3 separate regions of the Homo sapiens genome follow, and all the other regions are linked to region 1. Evidence: chromatin loops called from intact Hi-C (ENCODE). Cell type or tissue: endothelial cell of umbilical vein. All regions are shown on one strand.

Evidence for each region. Hi-C counts contacts between places; a loop is a spot of excess contacts. Peaks named below come from ENCODE experiments on the same cell type or tissue, not always from the same donor. Only the 100,000 strongest peaks of a DNase experiment are listed, where the experiment ranks them.
Region 2: it touches region 1 in a loop (2.3-fold over the local background); 3 of 110 quality-filtered maps call a loop at or near these places.
Region 3: it touches region 1 in a loop (6-fold over the local background); 2 of 110 quality-filtered maps call a loop at or near these places.

What each region holds. Positions count from the first base shown.
Region 1 is chr13:80,626,589-80,634,588 of GRCh38, reverse strand. No RefSeq gene overlaps it. Among named protein-coding and RNA genes, the nearest start is that of SPRY2, 290 kb to the right of the region's middle. In endothelial cell of umbilical vein, no CTCF peak of the experiment used is centred here; a DNase peak (open chromatin) is centred at 3,638; H3K27ac peaks cover 552 bases.
Region 2 is chr13:80,465,433-80,473,432 of GRCh38, reverse strand. No RefSeq gene overlaps it. Among named protein-coding and RNA genes, the nearest start is that of SPRY2, 130 kb to the right of the region's middle. In endothelial cell of umbilical vein, no CTCF peak of the experiment used is centred here; a DNase peak (open chromatin) is centred at 3,362; H3K27ac peaks cover 2,072 bases.
Region 3 is chr13:80,548,077-80,556,076 of GRCh38, reverse strand. No RefSeq gene overlaps it. Among named protein-coding and RNA genes, the nearest start is that of SPRY2, 210 kb to the right of the region's middle. RefSeq lists a silencer at 7,849-8,000. In endothelial cell of umbilical vein, no CTCF peak of the experiment used is centred here; DNase peaks (open chromatin) are centred at 76, 4,136 and 7,986; H3K27ac peaks cover 800 bases.

The DNA.
Region 1 (8,000 bases):
AAACCCATTATCTGACAAAAATTTAAGTGATATTGGTTACCTTATACTGAAATCTGAAATACTTACCAAGCTGTACATATTTCATTATTAATACAGAAAAGGATTTTCTGTGATTACCCCATTCCCTAATAGACATTGCATGAAGAATATCAGAGAATATAGTACATTACTATGAAAACATAAATAAGGTAAGATGACATTTTCAATATGAGGAGTGATTATTAGAAAAATATATTTTCAAAGGCTTATATTGATTGACAAGAACTAAATCAAGATCTTATCTATCAATATATGAATAACAAAGAGATATACAATGGAAACAAGCTATATCGCGAGTATCTGGAGCCAGTGTATTTTTAATAATGGAAGTTAGATAATTACTAACAAACTCTGATCCACTGTCCAAGGAATCTATTAAGAAATATGTGTTTATTGGCATTTTTTTATTCATAACATCATGCAATCAATCATTTTAAAATACTCATAGAATGAGTCATAAAAAACCATTTAAATATTGCATTATGCTCTTTTTGGAAGTTAGCAGTAGGCAAAATTATCAGCCCATAAAAACCCAAACATTGCTGAAGACTTACTCTTAAATATGCACAAGAATAATTTATAGAAATGGGATAAAATATGATTAATAGGGAGAATAAATCCATCCTGTCTTTGGAAAGAAAGATTAGGCCACAGGCATAAATTAATTGTGATATTCAAAATAACCATTGTAAAAGAATCACTGTTTTAGTAAGATAATATTTTCTTTTTAATGGGTAAAGAAAATAGTCATTTTTATTTTACCAGCAAAAAAGCACTTATTTCACTTTTGGTATATCATAAAAGGGATACAAGGTATAAGCTACATATCTCTTATTCTCAATATCATTTATTAATTTATAAAGGTCTTTTTTCTCCTTTGAACATTTATTAAACAGAGCTGTTGTGTTCAGAATTGATTTTGCTGTCTCAGCCACATTAAGGCTGAGATGCTTTTTGGCTTTCATCTGAATGAACAATTTCCTAGTTAGACACACTGGATTTGGAGTTGGATCAATAAAAGCTTTACTGTGTCCTTTCTCTTTCCTCTTAGAGCTCACAAAAGAGAACCAAATTCCATTCATCTTTTCACCTGCCACAGTGGAATCTTTAGCAATGCAATTCTGGCTTGAATGAAGAAACATAGCGACAAACTGGCAAAGAAACAAATAGTAATATCTATTTCCCATGCTTATACTCCTGAAGATCAGTTACTTCTGGGTATGCATGTAAATTTGTCTAACTCTAACTATTTGTCTTTGCTGTGCTTTGGGAGTATAAATCCTTATCAAGGGTTTAGTGTAATCCTGCTGAATCTTAAGTGGCTAACTCAAGTTATTTGCAAGGAAGCCAATTTGATTAGATCCTGGTGATTTAAATTTAAAGGATTTTGAATGGATTAAGTCAAGGAGTTCTTTTTACAACTTTGAATTCTGTCATTTAAAGTGACCAAGCATTAAAAGTCAAAATTTTGTAATATTCATGAGAATTTATGTACATTATTTTTTAATTATCTCCCCCAGTTTATAGATGTTAATGTTTAAGAAAAATGATTTCATTTTATGTGACATACTTGAACTGAAAATAACCAGTCTAAAACTATCAGCAGTGATTGAAAAACATGTTACAAACCAGACATAAAACTGCAAAACACAAAAGCATAGAAGTTCTCAAGCAGAAGGCATGGTTGTCGTGTTAAGTCTAGTGGTGATTCCATTGCTGGTGGCTGATATTCCAGCTATTTCACTCTACTCTTCTACTGTACTCCAGGAATCAGAGTAGCTCCTTTCTGAAATGAGCAATAGTTTTTGGCTTACAGACTTACTGAATCTTATGAGACGCTGACTGTACACAAGACAAAATAAAATAATGATTTATTTCCTTTGTTCCAAGTCTCTTTTAAATTTTGTTTTAATAACATAAGTTATGAAAAATCTATAAAATATTCAAAAGGGAGAAAAGTACCAGCTGGAAGGACAGACAAATACAAAAACTAAACTAAAAAAAATCAGTTAATCAGCAGGAAAAAGGTAGCAGGGGACATTCAATGATCAGTATGTAGAAGACATGCTCAGAAATTAATAGAAGTAACAAAAAGACAAACTTTATTTACTAAATAAATATTTCTTGTGGGACTATTTTACATCAAACACTATTCTAGATTCTAGAACATAATATATAACAATCAATGAAAAAAAGCAGTCTTATGTCCCTGCCTACATGGCCCTTACATTCCAGTGATGAAGGACCACCAACAAACAAGAATAACTGAACTATTTAGTATGCCAGACATTTATGTGTATCATTAAAAAATGAAGAGAAATACGGGCAGAATAGGCTAGTGCAGACTGGTACTGAACTTCATGTCTTAGTGTTTCTTGAGAAAAACATTTGACAGATATTTATTCCTAAATATTTGTTAAGGGTTTTAAAAATAGGCTGAATGCAGTGGCTCATGTCTGTAATTCCAACACTTTGGGAGACGGAGGCAGGAGGATAGCGTGAGGCCAGTAATTGGAGACCAGCCTGCTTGGCTAGCATAGCAAGACCCTATCACTACGAAAAAAAAAGAAAAAGTGTTGAAAAATAAAAAGAAGTTGAAAAAAGTATGACTGAGTATAAAGCTCACTCTATCATAGAGCAGTATGATATCCATGAAAGGAGGTTGAAAAATACAAATATGTAAATATAAAACTCTTGGCTAAGAGGTAAAATTTATTATCCACCTCTAACATGCTATAGGACTGTGGAATTGCTAATATGAATCAAATTCAAAAAAATCATAAAAGTTAAGCTGAGAAATATAGATTAATGAGTATCATTTTCTTACTTGACAAATATATGAAAGTTATATCAATAGATGGGCCAATGAAACAGACATAATAAGTGTGAACAAGGTAAAGTGTTTCTATGAGAAAAAAATCATTCTGACTGATGCCGATTCTTTCAGAACTAACTGAATATATAAATGGGAAGAAATCACTGAAGATGACTAGCTTAGGCTTTCAAAAGGCCTATAATATGAGTTTACATGAAAGATTATTTTAAAATGAGAAAATGTAAAAGGAAAATGTTTTTATAGATTTGAGATTGACCTTGAAGGATACTGAGGTCAGAGAAGATGTAGATTTTTCTTACGATGTAAATATCTAAATAGTGAGAGTTCTTAGAGTTTATACAACAAATAAAGCATGTGCAACACAATATTCCATGTTTTTGGAATCACATTAGCTATTCCAGGTAGTGAAATGTCAGGCTGATGAATATAAAATCATCAATTCACATTCAGTAACAGTTATTGAGCACCTCTCATGTGTGCTGGGCAATGTACCAAGGATTAAATTATAGAGATATTTTAAAAATATGGTCCCTGTATTGAGTAAGTCTCCATGCAGCTCTTACATCCCCAATTTCCTATCTGGATCATAAAAATCATGGAAATAGGTTTCCAGCAGCTGGCACTGTTACCTTCCCAGCTGTTCTTTCTCTTCTCAGCACTTCAGGATGTGGTATTGGGCAACACACCAGTCTAGGAAATAGCTTTTACTTCCTGTGATATTAGCTCTCCTGATTCTAAGACAAGAACAAATGTTCAGCCAGAAAAAATAAAAATTAAGGCATGGGAGTATATTTCCTCATATGCTTCCATTTGCACTGACCTCCATAGACAGATTTCGCATGCTCCAGAAAGAATCATTGGCTCCAAGCTATTAAGGGAATAAGCTGATGAGTCAGGAACTGAGAATTTGACCAAGGACTCCTTCATTGAAGGACATATTCCAGCAAACATTATAGTTCCCAATGTGTCTGGCGTCACTGCATTTTTCTTTGCCTTGCCCTTTAGATTAGTGCGGACAACTCTGGCTTAGTATGCTCCAAATCAGCACAAAACAGATATGGGTGTTAATGGTGAGAGATATGTCTATATTCTATTCTGTTTATTTACCTTCCCTTTATGCCAAGGGTAGGTTTTTATCCAATTTATCATCCATTGTAGTGACATTTTGATAGTAGAAGAGATGCTCATGACAATTACTTGGGGGCCATCAAATGTAGAGGAGGACTTGAGAAAAAGAATTATCCAAATGAATGACATTTTTTAACAACCACTTTTTTGTGTTCTCGAAAGAGTCATCATAGGATGTGAGATCTGGAAATATTCTGAGTACGTTTTTAAAAAGGTGAATTTGATAAGATTCAAGGACTTTACTGGATTTAGTAGGTTCTTATGTTGCCCAATGAAAAACATGTCACTTTCTCTTCTATTTCATGTTATTGCTTGAAGTAATTTTCATGTGTGCTATCTGCTATTTTTCTTTCTTCTCACTGCCATGACCTTGGATACCTCATTTTAGCTTTTATTACCACACTTTAAGTGTCCACAAACCTGAAGGCTCCATTTTAAATTTTATTTCATCATTTTAAGCAGGATATATCATTTAGGAAGAGTTATTTCAAGAGCTCTGCTACTTGTAGCTCACTAGACTTTATCTGCTTTTGAATTCTCTCTCTCTCTCACACACACACACACACACACACACACACATACATACATGCACACACCTGTAGTAGAAGCAATTACCATACAATATGCTCTACGTTTTTCTGTGACATTTAGGGTTAGGGAAAAACTATCAATATAATTTAATCATCTAATCATCACCATGCCCAATTTGTCAGGTACTATTAGTCATTATTTGTGTACCTTGGAAGCAATGAAGTGTTACTGAAAAATATTTACTAAACTGAAATTTAAAACTCATTCAGTCAAAAATACAAAATGAATACTACTGTATACAAAACATACTGAATATATAAGTAGTACCAAAGATACAATGACACAATCCCTGCAAAAAAGAACTCACAATTCATGTCTGAATAAAAAAATCAAGCCTAAAAATTACTTAAGAATACACATCAATATAGAAGTAAATATATAAACTCCAAATTATGGCTTTAGTGTTATGGGGTTTTAAATGGAATGTCTCAAATTTTCTGTTTGTTGTTCCTTGGTGTTAAGAGATTTAAGAAAAAAGGAGAACAAACATCCTGTCAGTTTACTAACAAGAAGTACTTTGATCACAAAATAGATAATACCTCCAAATTGGCCATTAAGTAGCTTAAGGTAAGGGAAACTTGTCACTTAGAAAGTTAAAGCTGCTGGGCCAACAGGAAGTAAGACACTTGTCCTTCTGCGAGGCCTTAGAGGTAAGAACTCCATAGGCAGTAAAGTTCCTACTTTAATACAACCTCTTGCGGGAAAAGAATCATAGAAATCCAGGCCTCTCGTCTGACATTAGTACAATGGGATAAGACAATGATAACGTACCTTCTGCTTTCTCCCAAGACACACTAAGAATCACTGTAAGATCTAGGCTGATCTCCTTTGGGTGAGGAGGAATATAATTATAATGGAAGTCTAGTTGAAATCAAACTATCTTCCAAGATATATCATTAATGTTACTTCATCACCAGTCACATTTACTGTATTAGTCTGTTCTCATGCTGCTATAAAGAACTGCCCAAGACTGGATATTTGTAAAGGAAAGAGGTTTAATTGACTCACAGTTCCACATTGTTGGAGAGGCCTCAGGAAACTTAAATTCATGGCAGAAGGTGAAGGGGAAGCGAGGCACCTTCTTCACAAGGCAGCAGGAGGGAGAAGTGAAGAGTGAAGGGGGCAAAAGCCCCTTGTAAAACCATTAGATCTCATGAGAACTCACTATCACAAGAGCAGCATGTGGAATCACCCCATGATCTAATCACCTCCCACAGAGTCCCTCCTCCAACACGTGGGGATTACAATTCAAGATGAGATTTAGGTGGGGACACAGAGTCAGACCATATCATCTATCGTATGAGATTATCTTGCCCTGAGAACAGAAGAGAGAGCATGGGCAGATGAGAAATTAGGGTCACTGATTCTAATGCACTCTTTGTATACTATCAGGTGGTCAATTTAATTGGCATATATATAGCTTGAAATAAATAGAATGCATTTATTTTCAGTTCCTTCTTATTTCTTAGATCTTTGCTACTCAAGTTGTGCCCCACAGAACAATACCAGCAAGACCTGGTTGCTTACTAGAAATCCAGATGATCAGGCTATATCTCAGATCTACAAATCAAAATCTGCATTTTAACAATTTATCCAGATGATTAATAGTCATGCTAAATTTTGAAGAGCATTGCTTGATCTAAGTCAATGGCCAAATAGAAGCACAGAGAGCTTGGTAACTTGCCCAATATAGCATAGGCCAACAATGATGGAGCGAGACAATCTCAGGATCATTTATGAGTAAAAAAAGTCCCCACATTTTATTTGCCGTCTAGTATCTCTCCCAACCCCTTTTATAAAGAAGTCTAAGAAAACCAAAGTCAACCTTAGAAGGATTCCCATAGTGGAGTGAATAATAAGTATTTTAGCCAGAGTCATATGAGGTGAAATATCTTTGCAGTAATTTAAGCCATTTAAGAAATGTTGAGAAAAAGTTTGTATTATCAGAACTTGTTAAAACTATTATTATCACTAAAGGAAATATGTACTAGGTAAAAATATAGATCAAGTATAGTTCCATTTACCAAGATTGATAAACACATGAATTTCTTCTACTCTAGCAAAAATCTTTTTGAAATTATTAAAGATATGTAAGAAATAGAAATTAGCAATAGCAGAACTGGAAATCCTGGAAGGGTACCTTCAGTTGACCAGAAGAGGGGAAGATTCCTGGGTCACACAAAGCGGATAGACCCCCAAAGATATCCAAAGATATATATATATATACAGAGAGAGAGAGAGAGAGAGAGAGAGAGAGAGAGAGAGAGAGAGAGAGAGAGAGAAACACCAATAGAGAGAAACCATGAAGAGTATATCGAGAATCCAGAATTACTACTGACCAGAAGCAGTGATGGTTAGGAAAATGAATGAATCATGGCTATCATCTAGAGATATAAATTAAGAAAATATCTACCACTTCATGGTGACAAATGTCAGAATTTCCTCAGGTAAATATTGACATCAAGTTCTCCAAATAGAACTGAGTTTTCTGATTGACTAGGAAATAATAAATGAAGTGCATGAGCTAGAAAGTCAGGGTATGGCCACAAGTAGTTTATAAACAAAATCAGACACTAGAAATCTCCATTCTAGAGGACATATTACCACCACACATGTATACACACACACGCACATGCACACACACACACACACACACAGAGAGAGAGAGAGAGAGGAGAGAGAAACCAGGCTTCTTTTATTGAATAGCAATTTAAAAAGTACTGGTACTTTTCAGCAAAGACTGGTACTTTGAAGAATCTAATATCACAGAAAATTTTATGCCAAATCTCATTTTTTTTAAAGTTAGAAGACAAACAACTTTAAGTACAGAGAAGTAACATAACTACTAACTTAGAAAATTTTTTTTCTGCTGGATAAACGTAATTTTAACTGGAGCTTATAATAAATATTCAACCTAACTAAACGAATAACATAGACACTTATGTACAAAATGAATTATATCATGAATCTCTAAGTATTTTAGGAAAGCAAAGTTATAAAATAACTAAATGTACTAAACAGAATTACTATATTCAACAAGCACATAACCAATTTTTTAAAAATTAAGTAATTATGGTGAGTATCTACAATGAAATTTGATAAAACTTGGCATCCTGAGAAACACTGCCATTTAGAAAGGAATAATCAAAGTAATTAAAATGAGAAAAACTATTGCTTGATTTTTAAAACAAAATCATAGATAGGTGAATAGTAGAATGCACTTAGCTAAAATTGAATTAGAAAGCTAACTAGTAATAGTGCCAAAGGAGTTCCCCCAGAAGGCAGTCAAAAAGGAAAAAGAGTGAAATAGCATGAGAAGCTTTCTCATGGAAGCTAGACTCATTTTGGACATCCATATAATAGTAGTTCCAGAGAAAGAGAACAAAGAGAATCGAGAAAAGAAAAC
Region 2 (8,000 bases), 160 kb after region 1:
AAAGAAGGCTTTTATCTTGTGGAAGATAAATTCAGCACTTCTGTAAGTCTTCCATACATGTAATTCAATTTTTATATAATAGAAAAGTCTGTCAATTTTATAAAACCTGATAAAATAAGCGTTGCCAAATAATGAGTGCTGTTTATTCCACGTGTAATATTTTATCTTTTTAATAAACTATAAGCTTATTATAAGCAGTGTCTATTAGTCTTGTAATAAGTCCTGAAACTCCAACTAACTGGAATTCCATTTTGCTTAGTCCAGGGTTGGACATGTCACTCGATCAAGCCAATAAAAGACCTTGCCTGAAATGGTTATATTACATTTGGAAGAAAAGTTCTGTTTCTAGTAGGTTTGCTAATTTAGGAGAATATGAGAAGTCCCTGCCAGGGGGGAAAGTATATAAATTCGAACAGATAGCAGAAAGAGAGAGGTTGGAAGGAGAGGAGAGGAAAACGCAAGGATGAGGAGAGAAGAAATTTGACAGTATTGAATTTTAGAACCAGCTGGTAAGGTCCTAATACCTGAAACTTTTCTTTAAATCATGTGACCTACTCCCAGCATCTTTTCCAAACTAAAAGATGAACTCTCTTATTTTGGTTAATCTAGTTTGAATAAAAAATATATGACTACTATACAACATCCATATAGAATGTGTTCAATCTACTGGAATTGGTGGCAGGAGTGCGGTTCTTGTTTGTTTCCTGAATTGCTGTTTTTTTGTCTGCTCGATTCCATTTGGGAATGCAACACTTGTATATTTCTGTAGCCATTCTCAATGCTCTTGTATCATAAGGTAACAAGTATTCAATTTTATGACTGCATTATCTTCTAGTTTGGAAGAATAAACTAGGAGTATCTTTAAAGCACACGACAAATTAAAAAAAAATTTTTTTTCTTTTCTTTTGAGACGGAGTCTCACTCTGTCACCCAGGCTGGAGTGTAGTGCCGCGATCTTGGCTCACTGCAAGCTCCACCTCCCAGGTTCAAGTGATTCTCCTGCCTCAGCCTCCCAAGTAGCTAGGACTACAGTCGCGTGCCACCACACCCAGCTAATTTTTGTATTTTTAGTAGAGACAGGGTTTCACCATGTTGGCCAGGATGGTCTCGATCTCCTGACCTCATGATCCACCTGCCTCCTTCTCTCAAAGTGCTGGGATTACAGGTGTGAGCCACTGCGCCCGGCCAAGAAATAATATTTTGTCTGATTTTTTTTCTGTCTATATTGGATCTGAAGCCAAGAGAAGAAAAGATTATCTTTCTTTTCCTCTCCCAGATACTCCAAATGCCAACAAGGTTTTGCCTGTATGGAACACACAATGGTTGCCAAGTCAATACATTTGTGTGCCAAAAAACTCTGAAGGTTAAAATCCTACCCAAAATTGTGTAAAGCTCAACAAATTTACCCTAATGACAATTTGAAGAACATACTTGTCAATTTTTCTGAGCCTTCTTATAAACTCAGAGTGAATGAGAATTCCCAAAACTGCTACTCCTGTGGTGGCTGCAAAATTTAATATTATTTCCTGTTTAATGAAAGTGACATACATGGAGTCTGGAACCAAAATTAGATTTTATGAATAAATAGGAAAGAAGGAATGGAGAGCAGTGGGATCCTAAATCCAAGAAATTAACTCCATCATTGAACCCTATTTAAGTACTGAAGCCCTTGTTAGGAAGAGGAAACCTATTGTAATAAGAGTTTTTCTTTTTTAAGTTGGAGAAAAGCAGAATAGTTGACCCTAAAAACATATCTCTAAAATATGAATCAATTTATTTCTATCTCTGCCTTCCCTAAGGTTAATTTCAACTCTCATCTTCCTGTGGCACCTCTCTAGCAGCTTCACAGAGTTGAGCCATCCTCAACAGAGGGAGCCTTTTCTTCCCATCCTAATCTCCATTCTTTCTGTGAGAGTAAATCATCATCTAATCAGTCATGGAAAGAGAAGAGTTGAAGTGGTGACATATTTCCAGAACAGACATCACAGCGTTGCGCCTCATGGGCAGAGTCCACCATCAATACTGCCCCAGTGATTACATCTCATACTCCAGACATTCTGAGTTCTCTCTTGGCTTCTCTTTGCCATATTCCCTTAAGCTACACAGCCACCTTCTCCGGTAGACCACAGTCTTGCTATTGGTGAAAGATTTCCAAAACCCTTTGGCTTTTCTCTGCCCAAAGAGACAATAAATCTGGTGCTAATGTTTCACAAAGGATCCTCTCTTTCATTATGCTACAAATGTATGCTTGAGTCGTAGTTGAGAGAAAACAGCATAATATAATGCTTAGGATGTGAACCATTTACCTCTGTCACTTAATAGCTGTGTGACCTTAGCTTTTGTAGGATTTAACCTTTACATTTCTCATATGTAAAATGGAGAAAGCAACAATACCTCCAATGTGTGGCTATGTTGAGAATTAAATTAAAAATGTAGAGTTCATACAATGTCTGACACATAGAAAATGCTATGTAAGTACATGCTGTTATTGTTTCCTGAATTCTCCTCTTTTGCTCTTTCCTCTACCTTGTATCCTCCTTTACTACTTTTACAGACACACAGGCACACACCTCTCTACCTCCATACACAAAACCACATACACATTCCCCCTTCAATTAAGTTAAATCCTTAGCTTGTCACTTTAATGGGAATTTACTGCTTAACAGCTTTACACCGCTTTGGGAATTTGTGCTTGTTATAAACAGATTAAAAATTAACATATTTAAGAACTTTGTCTTATCACAAATTTCAAACCAGGTTTAGAGGCAAATCTACAGGAGTTATTTTAAAGTTGGTCTGATCAATGTACTGTTAAAGCTACTTCTACTTTTTTTAGTAAAATGAAAGGAAGGATGGAAAGAAGGAAGGAAGGGAGGAAGGAAAGATGGATGGACGGACGGACAGAAGGAAGGAAGGAAAGAAGGAAGGAAGGAAGGAGAGAAAGAAAGCAGGCAGGCAGGCTCTAAGGAAAATCATAAAACTGCATCAAAATTCACTAGAAAACAATCCCATTTCATATTCTGCTAAACGCCATAGGAAATGACATTTGCTATAGTAAGAAAAACAGATGGTGGAGAGAGAGTGGAAAATACAACTCCTTGAACACTGAGAATGAAAATGCCACTGTGAACATTTTGGGTCTCTCTGACGTGTTCCTTTATCAAGTTGTAGCCTCCAAGACAACCACTTTCTTTATTATATGCATGCCTTCCAGCCTGAAATAGTTTTGTGGGGCTTCCAAAGTAAGAAGCGAGTGGTGTTTTGGATGTGTGTTTGTGTGAGGTTGCATGTGAGTTCATGAGTGGGGCCAGGACAGAGAACACTGAGGGTCATTCAAACCCATGAGACAGACAACTCTGACCCAGGATCCTTCGCCAGCAGCACAGTGATTCATCCTCTCAGGCACAAGTACATCAAGTCCTCTGTTTTCTCTTAGTTCACATTTGTCCTCTTCAAACCAATGAGTCATAAGTTGGAAATATGTATGAAATAAGCTAGCATAATATGTCACTGAATTATTTCTGGTGATTCAATATACACATCCTAGGACACCAGGCATCTGAAAGGCAAATTTTTAAATTCAAGAGATTTATACAAAGCAGATACAGTTGATTGTGTAAGAAAGAAGAAAATCAGGTGCAAGAAGAAACAGATCCTGGTAAAACGATTAACTTTCAGTAAGGGGGGTAAAATATTTCTTCCTGCTCTCAAAAGGATAATTTTCTTCAGAGGAAATTGCATAAATTCTTGGTCACTTGAATTAGCAGAGAACTATTCTTGCCAAAGTTTAGTGCTGGGAAACAAATGATATTTTGGCCTCTTGCAAAACGATTCTACCTCTCCACAGCAAAATGAGCTTCATTCCTTAATGCAAACAGAATTCATACCTTCCCATTCGTACCTTCAAACCTCAATTACCTGAGAAATCAGAGGATGATTTCCTCTTATGAAGAAGTTTTATCATGAGAAAATGGAAACCTGAAAACATAATGCCTGGCCTGATAATGACCAAGGCAGAACCTCTTCCCATACTCATTTGTTCAGCAATTACTTGCTGGGTGCCTCCCTTGTGTCAGGTCACAGGTATCCCAGGCACTGAGGAGGCAGCAGTGCACAGGCTGACACTGCCCATTTCCTTTTGGAGCAATGGAGCAAGACAGGCACTTAGCAAATATTAGGTTGTTGCAAAAGTGATTGCGGTTTTTGCCATTACTTTCAATGGCAAAAGCAGTGACTGCTTTCGCGCCAACCTAATAGCAATAGAAGTCATGCCCATGACAATAAGTGGTATAAAGAGCAGCAGACATGGCCACCTTGCTTGTTTGGGCTTAGAAGAGGCATGTATGATGAAGACCTGAAGATCTGAAATTCAGCTGAGACTCCAGAAATTGGAGAATGAGAAGGCATTGGCAAGAATATTTCAAAGTAAAGGAAAGGTTACGGCAAGGCCCTGAGGCTGGAAAGAGAATGGAGTTTCTGAGAAACTGACATAGGAATGTAACTGGAGCACAAAGAAAGAGAGACATGGGAGATGAGGCTGGGGAAGGCAGCGGTCAAACTGGGAAGATATTCTAAGCCATGCTGAGAGCGCTCGACTTTCTCAAAAGGGTAATTACAAATCACTGGAAGCTGAGAGAGAGAGACAGTTACATGTGCATTTTTAAAGATAACTAGCTTTTATAAAAAGAATTTGTGGAGGAGAAAGGAAAAAGAAAATGTCTGGGCAATATAGAGGTTCTCCAATATCTGGATCCAAGATAATGGCTATGGGGGAAAGGAAATGTAAAAAAGGCTGTGATAAACTGAGAAAGCCTTATCAATAAGACTTGTTTCATGCATGTATAAGATGGAGCTGGATGAAAGGAAAAAAATCAAATGGAAGTGAAAGGGGGTCTCTGTGAACCCACCTCAGTGAATTTTTTTTTAAATCTTCCTCTCAGTATCACACATATGCTTATAGCTTAACTAACGTAACTTTAACTAGTCTTCCAACTCTCAGTTCCCTCTTCCTCACTATTTTATACAATTAACTTCACAATGAAATCCATAGTTGAAAGACTCTCTGGTCAGGGTCACAGCAGAACAAGGGGAGGAATTGCTATTACTCAGAGAGGGTGGCCTGGGCCAATCGACAACTGATAGGATTGGTGTTATCTCCCTTTTGGTAAGCTGGGAGTACAGCCTCAGACTTATATGGAATTTTTTTGTATTTTTTTCTTTCTTAAAAACTATTTTTCTGTATTTAAGGGGCACAGGTGCAGGTTTCTTTTTTTATATATACTTTAAGTTTTAGGTACATGTGCACAGTGTGCAGGTTTGTTACATATGTATACATGTGCCATGTTGGTGTTCTGCACACATCAACTCGTCATTTACATTAGGTATTTCTCCTAATGCTATCCCTCCCCCCGTCTGCCACCCCCTGACATGCCCTGGTGTGTGATGTTCCCCACCCTCTGTCCATGTGTTCTCATTGTTCAACTCCCACCTATGAGTGAGAACATGTGGTGTTTGGTTTTTCTGTCCTTGTGATAGTTTGCTGAGAACGATGGTTTCCAGCTTCATCCATGTCCCTGCAAAGGTCATGACCTAATCCTTTTTTATGAATGCATAGTATCCCATGGTGTATATGCCACATTTTCTTAATCTAGTCTATCACTGATGGACATTTGGGTGGGTTCCAAGTCTTTGCTATTGTGAATAGTGCTGCAATAAACATATGTGTGCATGCGTCTTTATAGTAGCATGATTTATAATACTTTGAGTATATACCTGGTAATGGCATAGCTGGGTCAAATGGTATTTCTAGTTCTAGATCCTTGAGGAATTGCCACACTGTCTTCCACAATGGTTGAACTAATTTATACTCTCACCAACAGTGTGAAGTGTTCCTATTTCTCCACATTCTCTCCAGCACCTGTTGTTTCCTGGCTTTTTAATGATCGCCATTCTAACTGGTGTGAGATGGTATCTCATTGTGGTTTTGATTTGCATTTCTCTAATGACCAGTGATGATGAGCATTTTTCCATATGTCTGTTGGCTGCATAAATATCTTCTTTTGAGAAGTGTCTGTTCATATCCTTTGCCCACTTTTTGATGGGGTTATTTTTTTCTTGTAAATTTGTTTAAGTTCTTTGTAGATTATGGATATTAGCCCTTTGTCATATGAGTAGATTGCAAAAATTTTCTCCCATTCTGTAGGTTGCCTGTTCACTCTGATGGTAGTATCTTTTGCTGTGCAGAAGCTCTTTAGTTGAACTAGATCCCACTTGTCTACTTTGGCTTTTGTTGCCATTGCTTTTGGTGCGTTAGTCATGAAGTCTTTGCCCATGCCTATGTCCTGAATGGTATTGCCTAGGTTTTCTTATAAGGTTTTTATGGTTTTTAGGTCTTACATTTAAGTCTTTAATCCATCTTGAATTAATTTTTGTATGAGGTGTAAGGAAGGGATCCAGTTTTTGCTTTCTACATATGGCTAGCCAGTTTTCCCAGCATCATTTATTAAATAGGGAATCCTTTCCCCATGGTTTGTTTTTGTCAGGTTTGTCAAAGATCAGATGGTTGTAGACGTGTGGTGTTATTTCTGAGGGTTCTGTTCTTTTCCATTGGTCTATATCTCTGTTTTGGTACCAGTACCATGCTGTTTTGGTTACTGTAGCCTTGTAGTATAGTTTGGTGTCAGGTAGCGTGATGCCTCCAGCTTTGTCCTTTTTGCTTAGGATTCTGTTGGCTATGAGGGCTCTTTTTTGGTTCCGTATGAACTTTAAAGGAGTTTTTCCCAATTCTGTGAATAAAGTCAGTGGTAGCTTGATGGGGACAGCATTGAATCTATAAATTACCTTGGGCAGTATGGTCATTTTCATGATATTGATTCTTCCTATCCATGAGCATGGAATGTTCTTCCATTTGTTTGTGTCCTCTTTTATTTCCTTAGGCAGTGGTTTGTAGTTCTCCTTGAAGAGGACCTTCACATCCACAAGTACAGGTTTCTTACATACATATATTGTGTAGTGGTGAAGTCTGGGCATTCAGTGTACCCATCACTCAAATAGTGAACATTGTGCCGATTAGGTAGTTTTTCAATTTTCACCCCCCCTTCCCATGCTCTCACCGTTCATAGTCTCCAATGTCTATTATGAGATCATTTTACTATGACATCTGAAAAAATCGAAGTATACATGTAGAAAGAAATATGTTACGATTTTAGGCAGCCAAAGAGTGGTATCCTATCATAGACATTTGTCATTTTTGGGGGGTGCCTAGCATCTGATCTTCCTCCTTAAATTTAGAGACATTCACAACTTACAGATCTTGATGGGAGGTATATCCTACTGCAGAAGCAAAAGGTGGTATATACTCGCTATCCCAGACTTTCTTGCAGCTAGGGGACAGGCACATTTCCACAGCATCTCTCAGATGTACCCAGCCTGTATTATAAATAAAGAACTAATGACAAAAAGAAAAGATAGTTGAAAATGTGCTCTGCTGATAGTGGTGATGGCATAGTATCTGCTTTTCAGGGACACTAGGCTGAAATTCAGGAGCCAAATTCAGGAATTACCAGCAATAGTGCAGGCAAGACACACCTGAAGGCGTAGTTCTCGGCAGTGTACCAACTGCTATTTTCTCCAGACCAGTTACATGATGTGTTTTGCTGTTGTTGTTCTTGTTGTTGTGACTCTTGCTGCATTAAATCGAAACCTATTTATTCTGCCTTCCCAGTAATTCTGGGATTTGCAGTATCATTTCAATTAATTTATTTCTTCCATTTGTATGTGGCCTTTAAACTAAAACCCTTTACTCATATAGTAACCACTCTTTAGCAACAAAAGATAAACAAGTGTGAGAATTTTTAGAGTTTGTGTGTTAAAGTGTGTGTGGGCATGACCGTGACCTAGGCAGAGCTGGAAGACAGCCAGTGTATCACTGAAGACATAAAGTCCGTAGAACAGCAACAGAATCAACAGCAACTGTGAATTGTTCAGATTCTGTAGTTCTT
Region 3 (8,000 bases), 79 kb after region 1:
GTATTTATCTTCTTTGTGTGAAATGAATTTTTGTCTGTTTTAAATATGTAGTGGTTTTCTTTAAAGTGGGATGTTCACACCATCACATTTGAATTGACCTTTATGAGTACGAATGATTGTTTCCTTCTATTGTTTAAAGCTATGCTTCAAAGAAATGGCAATATAGCAGCTACATGTTTAATATGATAATGACCTCATTTAGAATAATTTTTAGTGTGTAGTCTTGTTAAAATTCCATCCAAATTATGTAATATTTGTAGAAACCATTTTATGAAAATTTTAATAAGATAGTATACATTAAAAAAACTTTAAAAATCTATACAAAGGAAAATCACATTTCTCTACTATACTAACATGGATTTTAGTATGATCACTATAGTCCCAAAATATTCAAAAATAAACGATCACCACAAAAACAAGGGTTATAAAAAAATTAAATACGGAGTTAAAAATAATATTTTCTATTGTGCCCATAGAGCCCACACTTAAGAAATTATAGTGCTTCCAGCCTTTCCCCTTAATTATCCTGGAGAAGAGAGAAGCCACTATTTGATTTGGTTCCATGGACCCCTACGTGGACTTTTTGATAAAAAAAAAGTTATGAAACTATTTGATTTGATTTTAGGAGAAAACCCCAGTCTCCAACCTCAGCTTGCCTACCCAAGAAGGAAAAAGGGGGCTCAGAATGGGGCAGGAATTTCCTGTCCAGGTCCGTCTTTCACTACCTTTGAAACAGAGTTCAGCTCCAGGTCTGTTAGCTGATGACCCCTGATATAATACCCTGAGGCAAGATGTCCTTGTCGGCTGTGCACCTCACCTTCTGTAGGCTATGAGGCACCTTTGCTTAATAAACTTGTAAAACACTGACAAACCAAAGGCTTTTTCCAGAAACTAAAATATTAGTTCAAAGAGTTTTAACCTCTCAATCTTCTTTATCAAACTGTGTAAGCCATAGGAGGCAGGGGAAAATGGAAAGAAGTGCGCAGAAGAAAATCTCATTGCACCATCAAAACTATGTCAGAAGCTATCATTGACATCCTTGAGATAAGAGGCAGAAAACAAGATAAATAAGTTGTCAAAACAGACAAACAAAAGGAAATTGAAAGGGAAGACAAAGGGCAAAGAAGAAAGGAGTGAAAACAAAAGAGCAAAAAAGCTTATCAATCATAAGAAAGCTCATCCCTCTCAACAAAGGGAGGAGGCATGATGCAAGTTAAGGAAAACTAATATTAATCATACTAAGCCAGTGCATGGCATACTTATTATCCATGTCATTTATGCCATGGGGAAAGAATAAGAGTAAATAGTATACAAGTTAACTCATTATTGATAAAGCATGAAAAGTATTGGCTTTTGAAAATAAATTATATTGTCCATCTCTTGTGGGCTTTTAAAAATATTCCTCTATTTAAAAAATGGTTTCAGTTCAGTTTTTAGTATCCAGTGAGCCCTCTGTAGCTAGCTCAACTTATAAAGTTTAAACTATTATCTTGTCAGTTATAGTTTCTGTCATTGTCATGCACATAGGACTGTGGAATAAAAAGAAAAACTAAAATGAGTTAAGTTTAAATGTGAACATGAACTATCATTTTCTTTTTTCAAGTAGAATCTTGATGAGTAACTCACTGTCAAAACAATGCATAGAAACATGAGGAAACTGTCAAATTAAAAGAAAATTAGTATAATAAATGCATAAAAATAGACTATGATGTGAATAATTCTGTGGAGAATAAAAAGCAATAAAGATAAGTTTCAATACAGTATCCAGTTAATTTTTAAGAGCAGAAGGAAAAACAGGTTAGAAAACACGCATAGGAATAAGGACATTCTTTTTAAGCCTTCCATAATAGCTCTCCTGAGAAATAGTTTTTAATTATCATATATGATACAAATGAGCATTGACCATCCACTGGAGAGCAGAATCCTCATCCATAAATATAAATTAGTTTTAACAGGCAACTACATTTTGCTACTATCACAAAAGACTATTTTCTAATTATGTATTTGTGCTAGTCAATTTGTCATAGATGACTGTGGACTTCAACCTAAGAGAGTATTTTTTTATTAATAGATTATCTTAAGCATTAGCTGAAGTGTTTGTTAGTTTTCCATTTTAAAATATTTCTCCCTGTTGATATCTTTTTTTGCCCCCTTTGATAGAAAAAGTGGTTATACTTAAGGCCTGGAATAATTATAAGGGAATGGAAAGAAATTGGACACCTCATATTTTTCTAAAAAATTTGTTTAATAATTTAACACATGTGTTTTTTGAGATTTCTAAATTGCTATGGTTAAAAAAGTAATAGAAATAACTTAATTATATAATGGTCCTCCACTATGGTAGGTCTTTGGATATGCATGACTGTAAACGTCTGCAGTAAAGAGACAATTAATTGGAGAATTAGTAATTCTCCACAGAATTATTCACACATGGTAGTGTAGTGAGTTACCATGATGAATCTGGACTGAGAACGCAGTAAAAATTCCCAGATAAGCCCAATTGCCTAAATAAGCCTTTGAAAAGTATTGTTTGTTTTAAAGCATCAGCCTGAGCAATGTCAAATTCTCACAGATAACAGAATATATACTTTAAGTGAATGAACATATAACCATACACAAAAATAAGATAAGAAACCCTTCATGTATCAGAAACCATGGAGAATTCCTGAGATGGTACAACGATGGGAACAAAAGAAAGAAGGAGAGTGTAACAAAGGAAATACCAGGGATAATGCCACCCAAAAGACTGAGGGCTCCACCATGACCCTCCAGGCCTGAGAGAAGGGGAGCCTGTGCACCGGGGACATCCCAGGAACAACAGAGAAGTCCACCACCCTGCAGCTGCCCGCTTCCAGGGAGCAAGGTAGGACGTGGAAGGAGACAGTATGGGAGTTTATGTTAAAGAGATCACACAGCTGCAGGGGGCTGTCCATCTCTGGAGACAACAAGAAAAACAATCTCTAAGCAAACACATGTTTCCTTAAATTTAACTAAAGACACAGTAGAGTACAAAATAAGCCTTAGTAAAAGTTCCCAACATTTCTGCCAAGCAGGTTGTGCAAATGAATGCAGCAGAAATTCTAACAAGTAATCTTAGATACAAATATACACACTCATGAATCACATCACCAAAGAAATAAAGCAACACAATGAAAGAGAAATAAATTCAACCAACAAAACAATTTACATGTGAGGTAATAGTGTTGATAAAAACAATCTAAAAGAGACTTTTAAATATTCCCAGAAAAATAAGGGAAATAAGTTTACTTATAAAATGAAAATAGGCTGTCATTAAAAAAAAAGAATCAATCAGCCTTACTTCCCAAGGGGAACAAATCCAAGCACTAACTCTAAATCAGTTCATAACTGATTCCTTTAAACTTACATGTTAGTTTTAGTCCAGGAAGTTTCCTAAATTTTCACAGGCTTGATGTCTCCCTCCTTCCTCCCTTCCTTCTTCCCTCCCTCCCTCCCACCCTCCTTCCTTTCTTTCTCTTTCTTTTTCTTTCTTTCCTTCCTTCCTTCTTTCCTTCTTTTCTTCTTTCCTTCTTTTCTTTTTTTCTTTCTCTCTCTTTCTTTTCCCTCCATCCCTCTCTTCCTTCCCTCCTTCCTTCTCTCCTTCTTTCCTTTCTTTCATTAGTCTCCCTCTTTAAAATGTCATATAGCTTCCCACTATCATCTTCAATAATAGCATAGCATTACATCCCTGGTGTCATACCTACTTTTTTTATTACCAGCAGCCAAATGCTTAACACTTCACCTACACAGATGGTCAAATGAGTCACTCTATTTGTAAAGGTCTAAAAGCATATACATAAAATACTAAGTCTTGATTGCTTATCTCAGGCTGAATTTCTATTTCATTTTTTTATAGATGAGAGACATACAAAATATTTTTCAATAACTATTTTCTGAGAAAACAGCCATACCCAGCCCTTAGCCAAATCATTTCCTCTATTATGAAGAAATGCTAAAGGCAATGCAGTCCAGCTCAGCAATTCTACTTTTCATAGGAGTCAACATTCTGAATGTATTTGTTACATTAAGAAAGGAAACAGAGACTATCAATCAGACTTTCAGATCCTGTTTTAATCAGAACCCATTCAGGAAACAGTCTGAAAAGCCAGAACTTTCAATGCCCCTGTTCAAGAAGGTTTTTTTCTAACTGATTTGCAGCCCACAGAGGAAGAACAAATACTGTCGATGCTTTCTATTTAATTTGGTATAAGTTCATAAAACAAATTGCCCAGATAATTGGACATGTCTTCAATTCTACACTACATTTTCCATAGATGTAAACCAGATTTATAACTTAGAAGTGCAGCAATAAAAGTGCATAGCTTGTAACAGACTTGTGCCAAGTCTTATGTCAAAGTGAAATAAAAAATGAGACAGACCACTTTGAGTAATCAAATCTGTCAGCTCAGTTAACTCCTTTTAAAGTAATGATGATAAACTCTAAAGTCTGCAAAACAAAACAAGTTTAATTATTTCTATTAGTACAAATATAGGTATGCAGGAAATAGATATTTTAAATAGATTTCCCAAAAATAAACTTATCACCCTAAATCCTTCAAATAATTTTTTCTTGCAGTTTTTTCTATTATTCCTTTTTTTTTTTTTTCCTTTGGAGAATTTAAAACCCACTCACACATGGAAACTACTATCTTGAGGCTAAATTCCCATTTTCCTCTGAGTTTTTCCACCCTTGCTGAAGTCAGAGTTGGCAATTATGCTTTTCTAGACTGGACCGTCTGGTCACCATTTGTCTGGTCCCTGGTCCAAAAAGGAAAAAAAAAAAGATCAACAATATTATGTTGGAAAACATAAGGTGGCTTTTAGGCACATCTGTTAGTCCTGTGATAACTAAATAAATCCAGTTATTATAAGCAAAGCTTAAACCTAAAGACGTCTTCTAATTGAATTCTTCCTTTTTGTGGTCAAGAAAAGGGAAGAACATTAATGGTAATAAAATAGGGAAAGCAGAATTTCCATCTGCAAAGACTTTCCTAAATCTATGTACTTCTTCAGGCTATTTGCCAAAGGCAACATTCCAGAGAAACTGAATTTAAATAATACCCCATTCCAGGAATGAGGAAAGCAGATACACGAATATGTGGAGATCAATTGGTATTAGTAACACATTTCCAGAATTTGAATTTTAAAAAGCCTTATTTATTTTAGAGAAATAAACCACTTTTCCCCCAAAAAAATCCCTCCTTGTATTAAAGTAAATTATTTTACTATTTATTGCTAAGGTATCTAATACTTCCCTCTGCTTCTTTTCTTCCTTCCTTATTTCAGTAATAGAAACATCCACCATTTGGCCAAACTAGAAACCAAGGTTATCATTCTTGAATCAAATTAAAGATAAATACTTCATAGCTCTAACTTTTAAATATTTCTCAAAATAATTATTTTCTCTCTTATTACAATTACTGCTTACTTCCCTGTCTGCCTAAATGCTCTATTTCTTTTACCACAACACTTAACATCTCATCTCTATAAAAACATCGCATGGCAGTTCTATTGTTATATGTTCTTGAATATGCCTTCTCCAAGTTTGAGCTCTTGAAGGAGGAGGATCATGTGTTTTTCATCTGCAATGTCCTAACACCCAGCTGATAAAAAAAAAACACTAAGTTATTATTTGTAAAAACACTAAGTAATTATTTGTAAAAATTATTGATGAACAAATCAATGAATGAATGATAGACACATTACTGACTTAAGTAGTGAAATCTCTGTTTCAACTGTGGTCAACATATGTAATTTTTACCTTATTAGGTCAAATGGAATTGAACAATTGGACCAATTTTGACAAATTTGCTAAAATGCATTCAGTGTCTCTTGAAGTTGAGTTCACGTGTAGGCACAATAAAAGAGTCCCATTGTTTTTTTTAATTGGCATAGATTTTTTTTTTCTTATAGTTCGTTCTGCATTGCACTGTTTTCTTAGATTTTTGTGTAACCCTTTTTGAATATTTTTAATTGTTTTGTCTTGTTTTTTCTCTTGGTTTTAAAATTCAGAACTGAATGTAACTGTAAATATATCTTTCATTTTCTTTATAATTTATCTAGTGGATTTACATGCCATTGAGCACTTAATAAATTTATATGCTAATTTTAGAGCATATATTTGGAAATAGAACCAAAGACAAGTTGCATAAAATGCCACTTTCTACAAAGACAAATGGCATAAAAAATATATGGACTTTTTTGGGGGGAAGTATTCATGTAAATTTTTTAAGGAAATTAATGCAATCTGCTCATTAGGGGAAAGCCTATTTGAAATAAATTTTTTTTTCTCTAACCTCATATTTAGTTTTGTGTGTGTGTGTGTGTGTGTTTCAGTGAGCCCTTATTTGGGCACATATCCCATTAACTGAAATAAGGGTGGTTAGCCCTCAGGGGAGCTCTGTTGCCTTCTTCAATTTCTTCTGCCATATAGAAGTCCTCTATAAAAACCACTCCATGACGTGGACTATTTTAACTCTTACATACAAGTTATGCAAACCTTAAACTGCATCTTACAAGAATGGAGGCAGCTCTTCAATCCTAATTTACATGTTGTTTACTCTTTTCTACTATCATATTGCTTTGGAACCATATTTATATCACTAGATACAGATTTTCTCATCTTCTTTGCCTGGGTTTTAACATTTACTATTATGTTCACTTCTTTAACTCAGCATTTATTTTTTGAAATTATGAAATATTTAAACAAACTCTGGAAAATGAGCAGCAGTCATGTTTCAGAAGCTTGCTCTTTTCTCTTTTTTGTTAGTATTTCCACTACAGAATGAGCAACTCACTCCAACTAACTCTCCTCACAACTAGTGCTCTGTTTCTAATCTGAATTCACATTAGAACTCCAAATCCACTCTTATTGGTGGCAAGACTGATTCCTTTACTCTCTCACCTCACATATGAAGGTTGTTACAAAGTTGATGAGGATAATCAAGTCATACTGGAAAGAATGTTTTGGACTGTGAATATGCAGCTGCAATGAGGATATATTTTGGCACTTCCAGCATTATAAAAGCTAGAATGATTAATAAGAAGTATGGAATTGATCTACTGAGAATACTGTAATCCCTTCATGGTTATTAAGAGATGTGTGAAGCACATAAAAACAAATGTAGATTGTTACTAAAAGGATTCATGATTTAATTTTATCCCCTTTAAAAATATATTTTTTGAAATTTTACAAAAAATTCTAAAGTTGTGACTTCCACGCTTAGATCAGTGTTTTTAAATAATGCCATATCTTAATAGGTTGCAACAAAAATTATATATTCCAAGTACTCTAAATTGTACAGTAGAATCAACACACACAGTTACTTCTGTTTCCTCCTGACACCTCCCTAAAATAATAAAGTGGATTTTTAAGGCATTAAACCACAAATACAAGCGTCATGTTAGAAAAGACAACAGCAGTGCACATTCGGAAGCTAGAAAGCAAGCAAATAGACAAATAGCAACTTAGCCTTGAAAAAGGTGAATCCCAAGATAGCCGTGGAGACAGTCTAGAAGCAGAAGAAAAATGATTTACACTGCAAAACTCAGAAATCCCCCAGAACTGACAGCACCAGATATTCACAAACCTGAAAATAAATTATGGTTAAAATTTATCAGGATTGTTGAACATCTGCAAACATCTGCAAACAGAGAATAAGATGCCTAACTACACCACAGCTAGGCAACTTCTTCTGCAGAAGGCTGAAGTTTACCTTCCATAGAGGATGAGTTAGAGGGATGCTGAACTACAGAACAAAGGGCATACGAAGGGCACATTAATTTTAATCAGCTACATGCGGAACCATGAGAGCTCTCCGATCCTTCCTCTTACATAATGTTAAGAATACTAGCAGTCAGCATCAGACCCTCCTGGTAGGAGGTTAGATAATTCTTCAACGGGAAGTCTAACCAGACTAAGAGAAAACATGTGAAAAACACTAGCAGTTAGGAGTTCACAGCAAACAGCAGGGCCAGATCAC